Regions from separate parts of the Mus musculus genome. Here region 2 is linked to region 1. Evidence: chromatin loops called from intact Hi-C (ENCODE). Cell type or tissue: left cerebral cortex. All regions are shown on one strand. Links, peaks and the distances in the headings refer to the core of each region. The heading gives the core; the rest is flanking DNA.

Evidence for each region. Hi-C counts contacts between places; a loop is a spot of excess contacts. Peaks named below come from ENCODE experiments on the same cell type or tissue, not always from the same donor. Only the 100,000 strongest peaks of a DNase experiment are listed, where the experiment ranks them.
Region 2: a loop joins it to region 1, with 5 times the contacts of the local background. A loop is called at or near these places in 3 of 42 quality-filtered maps.

What each region holds. Positions count from the first base shown.
Region 1 is chr7:109,280,875-109,285,266 of GRCm38, reverse strand. All of the region lies in intron 13 of Stk33 (serine/threonine kinase 33), which reads left to right. Among named protein-coding and RNA genes, the nearest start is that of Gm51463, 16 kb to the right of the region's middle. In left cerebral cortex, for the core only: no CTCF peak of the experiment used is centred there; a DNase peak (open chromatin) is centred at 1,861.
Region 2 is chr7:109,228,834-109,233,225 of GRCm38, reverse strand. No RefSeq gene overlaps it. Among named protein-coding and RNA genes, the nearest start is that of Gm32563, 22 kb to the left of the region's middle. In left cerebral cortex, for the core only: a CTCF peak has its summit at 2,315 (motif pointing left); DNase peaks (open chromatin) are centred at 1,189 and 2,218.

The sequences.
Region 1 (4,392 bases), core at 135-4,134:
GTGGCCATTGTAAGTAAAACTATAGCAGAAAACTTGTATCAGAATTTTGTCATTTGGACCTTGTGCAGGCCTATAATTTGAATGTGTGACTCTAGAAGAGGTTGCTATGGTGATAAACCACTTTACTTAAATAGCATGTATTTTACTCAAAATTCAGAGGAATGGTAACAGTTTCTAGTAATCACACTTTGGTATTAACTTGCAGGATGTGCTGAGAGCTCACAGGCTTTGCATCCATTATCACCAGATAAGTTCATCAGGTTGAAGTTACACCAGTGAGCACTGAAATGTGTGTATTCATCCCAGTCTCTTGTTACATATCTTCCTCGCACACATGGACCCCTTTCATGATTAATAATGTGAACGGCAGAAATCAGGCCAAGGGTGCTGAATTAGAAAAAGGCAAAACTGAAGGGAACTTGTGGGATCATCTTTCCCATTTCTGTATGCAGTCAGACCACCTGCACTCTAGCTGTCTCAAATGCTAAGAATCTGTATCAGATGACCAGTCACAATGCTCCTGGGCGTGGCCCTGGCATGATTGCCCTGACCAGTGGCATACAGAACTGGGATGCAGCTCCACAGCACTGGGTCTCCCAACTCTTCATGCCACACTGTAGTTTTGTTTTTCTTTTATTCTTGCATGTATATGCAATGTGATGTGATGTGGTATGTGTGTGTGTGTTCCCATATATGTGTGTGTGCAGGTGTACTGGGGACCTGAAGTTAATACTAAGTACCTTCCTTGATCATGCTCACCTCTCTTGTCGAGCCCAAAGCTTGCCCATCCTGGCAAATTTAGCTAGCCAGCTTGCTCCAGGGACCCCCAGACTCTGCCTCCAAAGTTCTGTGATTATAGATGGCTATTCAGCTGTCACATGGCTCCTAGAGACTTGAACATTGTAGAAGCTATGCCTGGTTCTGCCTCCCAGATCGCTGCTCCCAGAAATAAGACTCAGACTCAAAATATATTAACGAATACCTTGGCAATATAGCAAGGCTCTTCTCTGACTAGATCATAACTAAAATAACCTAATTATTTTAACCTACATTCTGCCACATGGCTGGTTACTTATGCTCAGGTACCATGCACCTGTCTCCTCACATCTTCCCAGAGAATCTCTATCCCTGGCTCTATCCGAGTCCTTTCTCTTTTCTCTTTTTCTGCCTAAGCCATAGGCCATGGGTTTTAATTGACAAATGGTATGTTCATACAATACACAAGATATTCTTTCTACAATTCCATTTTTTAGTACAATAAAAGGCTCCTTTTCTTTCTAGTATAAATTGAATACTTATAACAATTATGGAATAATTATGAAAACTATAAGTATGATATACATTTATAATGTCTAATCCATAGCACTTGGCAATTAAGGAAAATTTTCTATTATCTGTCCTATCTTCATATATTTAAAGTTTCGTAACTAACTCAACTTTTATCCTAACTTGGAGTTGGGTGGCCCATGTGGACTATGGCAAGTTATAACTTGGGGCTATTGATAGACAGGTAAAAACTAATAGCTTAGAGGGTAGATATCTGCCCAGCTCTTGTGCTGATCAAGACTATTATAAATCTAAAATTTATGTCTTTTATATGGGAACTGAATGGTCAAAGGCGGGGTAGAAACCCAGATTGAGATTAAATATTTTCTACAACCGAACCTTGGTTCTCCAGCTCATGAAGCAATCTCCCAAGCACTGAGGATTTTTCCTTCCTATATAGTCTTCTCCGTTTTGTTTTAGGCTGAAGAATCGTTAAAGACACCCCACCTGCAGTCACATTAGCAGCCAGCTGGTAGAGCAACTCTATCTGTGTGGGCTGGTATGGCTTCACCGTGGCTTACATAAGGATAAAGGGCTTTCCTCCTGATTCTGCAGATTCTCAGGTTTTCCTGGCCATTGCTTTGCTGTCCACTGCTTACAGTACACAGCGTGATTTTTCAGCCCCCTCATGGGCTGGTGAGTAGATGGCCATGTAGGAGCTTCCCCCGGAGTTGATGAAAGGAAAGCTGCCCTCTTTCCCCTGCTCCGGGCAAGCTGCAGGAGCAGCTCTCCTGTTTGTCTTTTGTGACCTGTAAGATCTCATAGCCCTGGCAATTTCACTTTTCATTTCTCTGTCCTATTACTTATAACACTGTAAAATTGTGTCAGTGACAACAAAGATCCCCGAGGGAACCCAGGCATCCATGAGAGAAGAAAGGAAAATTCCAGACTTAGATGACCTATACCCTAACCAAAGAAATCCCTGAAAAATTAAGATTGGCACAATTCTAGAAAAACTCTGGGAGCTGAAGTTTGCCTCAGCCATTTATACTCCAAGGAGAAAAGAAGCCCTGTGAAGAGAGTATGTCCAAGGGCGCAGGCACCAGCATGGTGGTTCCATGCCTGTGATGTGCTAGCATCAGAGATGGTTCCAGCAAGGAAGCAGGGCAGAGGCACAGACTCTAGAGAACCCTTAGGAGTTTGCTTCCTAAACAATTGCCCGCTAACCCTGATACAACTGCAATGAGCAAAGAGAAGTGGCGAGAACACAGAAAATCCCTTCCATAGACACAGAGGCTTCTACGCAGTAAATGTTCACATAAAGGCGAGTGTAATTGCACTGAGGCTAACAGGTAGTAAGGGACAGATACCATGATTTCAGTACACCTGCTTACTGGCAGATTCTGAGACTTATTTAAAATATGGCTGTTGGGACTGGAGGGACAGCTTATCACTTAAGAGACCATGCTTGAGTTCCCAGTGCCCTTGTGGCTCACAGAATTCTGTAACTTCAATTGCAGAGAATCTAATGCCCCCTTCCAGTTCTGAGTCCCTCACACATGCAGCATACACTTACACACACATACACATAAATAAGAACAAATCTTTATCTTTGCCTATACCAACCTTAATACACATGAGCACAAAACTGACAAAGAAAGCAGACCCTTAGTGTTGAGGTGAAAGTGTGGGTGGGTACAGCTGCCTCGGAGTTGCACTTTGCGGTACTGTGAGTCCCAGTGAGACGGTGGCAATATCTGGAATGTCTGCTGCGAAGGTACTGGCCAAGTGACTGTGGTGTAGTTCTTGGAATTTTGTGAAAAAAAAATTGGTAGGGGAACTGAAACTACCAAGATGTCTAGTTGCTATTAACATAGAAACATACTTTTGTTTTCTTACGTAGCAAAATGAAAATTACATCCATCAGCCACGTGTATTTATGTATAATTTTAATGATCTTTAAAAATACATAAAACATTCTCATGGTTTATTAAAATCTCTTTCTTGCCTCCTAGTTAATTCAAACCCAGCATCATAAAGCACAACCAATGCTGTAGATGCACAGTGCACGTCCCCTCCAGGGCACGGCGGGAGGTCTCACACACCCATTCGTCAGTTCCTCAGGAAGCAGGAAAACCTCTGATGGCTCAGCCTTACTCATCCTCAGCTTTCTTTTACCCTTCCCCATGCATGGTAGTGCACTGCAAACATGCCTCCACACCTGACGCCTTTTTAATAAACTGATGGTTATCTTGAAGACCACTCTGCCTGAATTCTTGCCTGTTCTCCCTTCAGGTTGGTCAGGGAATCTCAGGTTTTTTGGATACACCGTAGTCATTTGGCCATTACCTTCGCAGCAGACATTCCAGATGTTGCCACTGTTTCACTGGGACTCACAGTACTGCACTCATGTGGTAGAAGGAGAGAACTGATTTCTACAAGTTGTCTCTGACCTTCACACATGCACCATGGCACAAGCACACATAACCTCTACAATCAATCAATCAATCAATCAATCAATGTATTTTTAAAAACCACAGAACAATGAAGAATAGAAACATCCACCCAGACATGAATATACACATAAAAGCCAATGGCTGAACCTCTGCTCCCATTTCCGAGTGCGAGTTGGAGTGGATACACCGTAAAGCAGTTCCTCATCTACTTGGTATCCAAGTTGGCATGCCCAGTAGGACAAGGATTGCATTCAGCTTCACCTTTAGGTAGTATTTATGTGTACAGTTAGTTAAATTTTATGAACTGAAAATTCCAGACAGCTCCTGTGTCTCAGGAAAGCAGGCAGTCCCCAGCCAGGCAGCAGCACCTCAGGGTGTTGTGCTTGTGTCCTGTTAATGAGCCTGGGTTTTGATGAGGTGATAGGAACTACCTTATTAAATGGTAGGGGTTTTTCTTTTCAATTTTCTGTTTCCTGAAAGAATTCAATGGAGGAAATTTGCATATTTTCTTGAGAAGAGTAAACAACCTTTTACATTTCAAACTTTATATAATTTTTTTCAAGACATAGGACATCTTAGCGTGTTGCCTGACCAAGAATCAGTCCTGTAGTGTCAGGCCTGAGGGATGTTCTGAGGAAGCCCTACTTCAGGAGTGTCTACAACACACACC
Region 2 (4,392 bases), core at 79-4,078, 52 kb after region 1:
AAAGGCGACCCTGGATTTGTACTTGACTAACTCATTAATTCTCTCAACAGTACTATGGTGGGATACTTCTGCTCTCATACCAAATTTTCAGAATAGGGAAGAGAGGCACAGAAAAGTTATACAAGTTGATTAAGGTCACTCTACTATCTCAAGCCCAACTCAACCGTGCTGGGAAGCTGGAGGTTCTTTGCTCCAACCAGGTCAAGTGCCAGAGAGGCAGATTCCTGACCACTGCACTTCTCCAGAGAAGGACCTGTGGAGTCTTGGGGGCCAGGAACTTGAAGTTTCCCCTAAGAATGAGTGAGGGACAAAAAGATGGTAGTGTATATAGCACATTGACTCCCATCCAAAGGCAGACCTCAAACGGCATTGAGTCAACTGAACCCATGTGTACATGTGCCAATCACAATGTCCTATGCCTCACCCATGGAATTTCCCACAAGTCTCCCAGCAGCCCCACAGGTAGGAACTACTGATTCATTGAAGTCGGATGGAGACTCAGCAAGACAAAGAAATTTATCCAAGGTCACACAGCTACCAAGAGATTTAGCTTGGCATCAAATTAACTAGGTCTAGTTTAACAGCTAGGCACATTCCACCAGGTGTTAGAGAGGGGCCTGTGGAGAAGGAAAAAGAGGAAGACAGATAGTTAGAAGTGCTGTGACATGTTAGGGAAGGCATAGATGGCCCTCCTGTCATCCAGAGCTAGTAGACCAGAAACTAACATCAGCTGCCAGAAAAGTCTCAAGAAAAGACACCCATCCTACCACAGGGTAGAGGTCTGTGTGGAGGCAGGGGGATGCAGGGATTGACCTTAACTCCTGGTTTGTCACTCCTAGCCTCCCTCTAGGGCAATGAAAAGTAGAGTCTTGTTGCCTCCCACAGGGGTAGATGGCCTTGGCTGAACCCTGTTCCCATTACATCAGCTAGGAATCCTGACCCTCAGGGGCTCCATCATTGCTTGGCCACTCCCCTCTGCACCTCTGTGTCCCACCCTGTCGATCTCTGTGTTCCACCAGGTCACCACTCCAGGCTCCCCATCATTCAGATGTCCTGGGAGCGGAAGGGTTACGGCAGACGCCTCTGAGTGGAGGCTGCTGTTCCCCAGCGTTAAGCAGCTTTAGTGTCTCCTACCCCAGTCCTGATTTAAAATTCATAAATGCTAATCCTTCATAATTTACGGTTTAAAAGCAGCCCCACTCACAGGCCCCGTGGCTACAGCTCTGTCAGAGTAATTATGCCGCCAAGCTGAAATTGGACTACTAACTGAGATATTAAACAGGGGGGGAAATCCTCGCGCTGGCAGCCGACCCAATTATTCCAAATAAGCAAACAGATTAGTGAGTAATTTTCCAGTTAAATTTGGTGATTGGTGCCAGAATTGTATGTTAAATATTCAGAAGTAAATAGATTAAAGATGAAATGTGCCCCCCTCCTTTTTTTTCTGGGCTTAATTTACTGTGTATATTAAAACTTTTTCATGAGGAGGAAAAAAAGTAAAAAATGATAATTAAAAAATCCAAATAAACCCCTCCGGGCGTCCCGATGAAGCTTGTCAGAGGCCAGAATGGGGCCCTCCAGCTTCTTCTACCTCCCAGCCCTCTTGGGAAGAATGAGGCCCAACTCCAAGTCTCCCAGGGGAGATCTGGGTGGGGCATGAAGTCTGGGTGGGCTGGGGACCCCAGTTCCCACCTGCTGGGTTATATTTCTTTACAAAGAGAAATCCTAAACCTATTAGTGGTAAAGTCAGGCAGATGGAGGAGTGGGGGCAGGCAGGGGTACAAAAGTGGCTCTTGGCATGCGAGGCCCCTGGGTACTAGGCTCCTCCTCCTCTCTCAGAGCCAGGACTGGCACTCAGGTCCCACTGTTCAAGGCTAATACCCCCACATCAGCCACTGTGCTTTCCAGGTTTGGCGATGTGAAACTCTGCCCCAGTGAACACGCTTGTACACACCACACACACACACACACACACACACACACACACACACACACACACACAGGCTGGTCCTCCCTTCTCCCTGGCTGCCTACCTTCTCCCCCCCCCCCCCCCCCACACACACACACAGGCTGGTCCTCCCTTCTCCCTGGCTGCCTACCTTCTTCCCCACCCCTTCTTTAGATTCACAGCAGATTCTCCCCATCTGTGCATCTAGCAGAGACAGGACTGTGAGTCATCATCCCAATAAGAAAAAACTAGAACCAGAGACCCAGAGAGGCCTGCGGGCTCTCCCCAGGTACCCAGCATTGCAGAGGTGGAAATGAATGCCCAATAGCTGCTTAGCTGTTCAGGCTGTGCTCTCTGCTGCCTCCTAGAGGTTACAGGATTCTGGCATCGGCTCATCCCTGACAGGAGGGCAGGAGTAGAGGCAGACAGAAAGAAGCCCTGATCCCTGTCAGGAATGGGCTGGTGGAAGAGGTTCTGCAGGTGGAGAGGGGCCAGATAAAACTCACAGGTTTTGAGAGGACAGCTGGGTCAGGACACTCAAGCCTGCCTCCTGCCCCACTCTCCTGCCTTTCACCATTCCCACTCCAGGCCTGGTGGCAACCTTAAACAGATTCCTCCAGGGTAGATCCCTAACTCTCTGTCCCAGGGATCCCCTTCCTGGGGTTTTCAAATCCTGTCTGTGAGAGGGAAGATGGGGGAACTCAGAATATATTCTCAACTCAGAGGCTTCCTTCCTTTCATATCTGGCTGAGGTGTCAGTGGATGCTGGAAACATCCGCTACTGGGGCCACTCCCTGTGAAGGCGCCCCTGAGGGAAGGGAAGAGCTGTTGCTTCTCCCCAATGTGGGAGGGCCGAGGCCAAGCCGCAGGTTGGTATCCCATATAAACATAGGCCACATGAGCAGACCTTAAGGCCTGGAACCCAAGCAGAGGAAGATGGGCAGCATGAGACAAGGACATTAAAGGGAGCCGCCTGGCTCGGCTTCCTCTGTTTGTTCACAAACAATGTGTATGAGAGTTCCCTGAGTACCCCTTACAGAGCATGTTCCTGTGCGCGCACACACACACACACACACACACACACACACACACACACACACGAGCCTGGAGTGTCCTAAAGAACACTAACCAGCAATCCTTGGAAGGCTGTTGCTCCTACATAGATTTTGCAAGTTTTGAAAAGCAGTGGTCTGGAGAAGAAGGCTCAGTAGGACATAAGTTCATGCCTCTGGAGAGAGGCTCGAGGACATGAGTTCAGATCCCAGCACTCATGTCAAAAGACCATGGGTACCTCCAAGCCCAGCTCTGTAGGAAGAAGAGACAGAAGGATCGTTCCCTGTTAGCCTTCTTCCAAGTTCAGGGTCTGAAAGGAGTAAGGTAGAAAATGATAGAACAGAACACCTGATGTCCTCTCCAACCTCCATGTGAGTTCATATGGGCACATAAACCCTCACACAGCATACACACACACCCTCACACAACACACAAAACTCACACAAGACACACATACTCACACAACACATAACACCCATAGACACACACTCATACACAACACACACAGACACATAGACATTCACACACAACATACACAGACACATATACTCTCACACAGAGAGTCATACAACATATACAGACACACATACCCTCACACAGTCATACAATATACAAAGACACACACATCCTCACACAGACACTCATACACAACCCACAAAGACACACACACCCTTAGACAGACACTCACACACAACACACACAGTCTTTGAGACCTTACCTGACGCAGGGGAATGGAATGGCAGGCTCCCTCGGCCCTTGGACTGAGCACCTGAGCTGGGCCTGGGCCACTTGTTTTGACCCAGGGGAAAGTTTGCAGTCTTTCTCTGGGCCTGGCCTGACTCAGCCCTGGCTTCTCACCTGCACTTCTAGTAAGCAGAAATGCTTGTTGCCATAGTAACCAGTCCCTTACCACCTTTCCATGGATCAACTCTGGATTTGGTAGTTTAGATTATCCTTTAAGTTCCAGGAGTCTCCTTTCCCTTTCAGCTTCCTACTTAACACTTTCCAAAGGGACTGGACTTTGTTTCCTGTGACTATTAAGTTAAAAATAAAATAAAAATAAAAATAAAAATAAAAACCAGGCATGGTGGTACATGCCTGCTGTCTCAGCATTCAAAAGGCTGATCAACAGTTCAAGGCCAGCCTGGGCTACATAGCAAGACTATCTCAAAACTAACTCTCCCTCTCCCTCTCCCTCTCCCTCTCCCTCTCCCTCTCCCTCTCCCTCTCCCTCTCCCTCTCCCTCTCCCTCTCCCTCTCCCTCTCCCTCTCCCTCTCCCTCCCCTCCCCTCTCAATTCATGGTACTGAAAAATGTGAGTGGAGTGCTTGTCTACCATGCATAAGGCCCTATGTATAGCTCCAGATAGATAGATAGATAGATAGATAGATA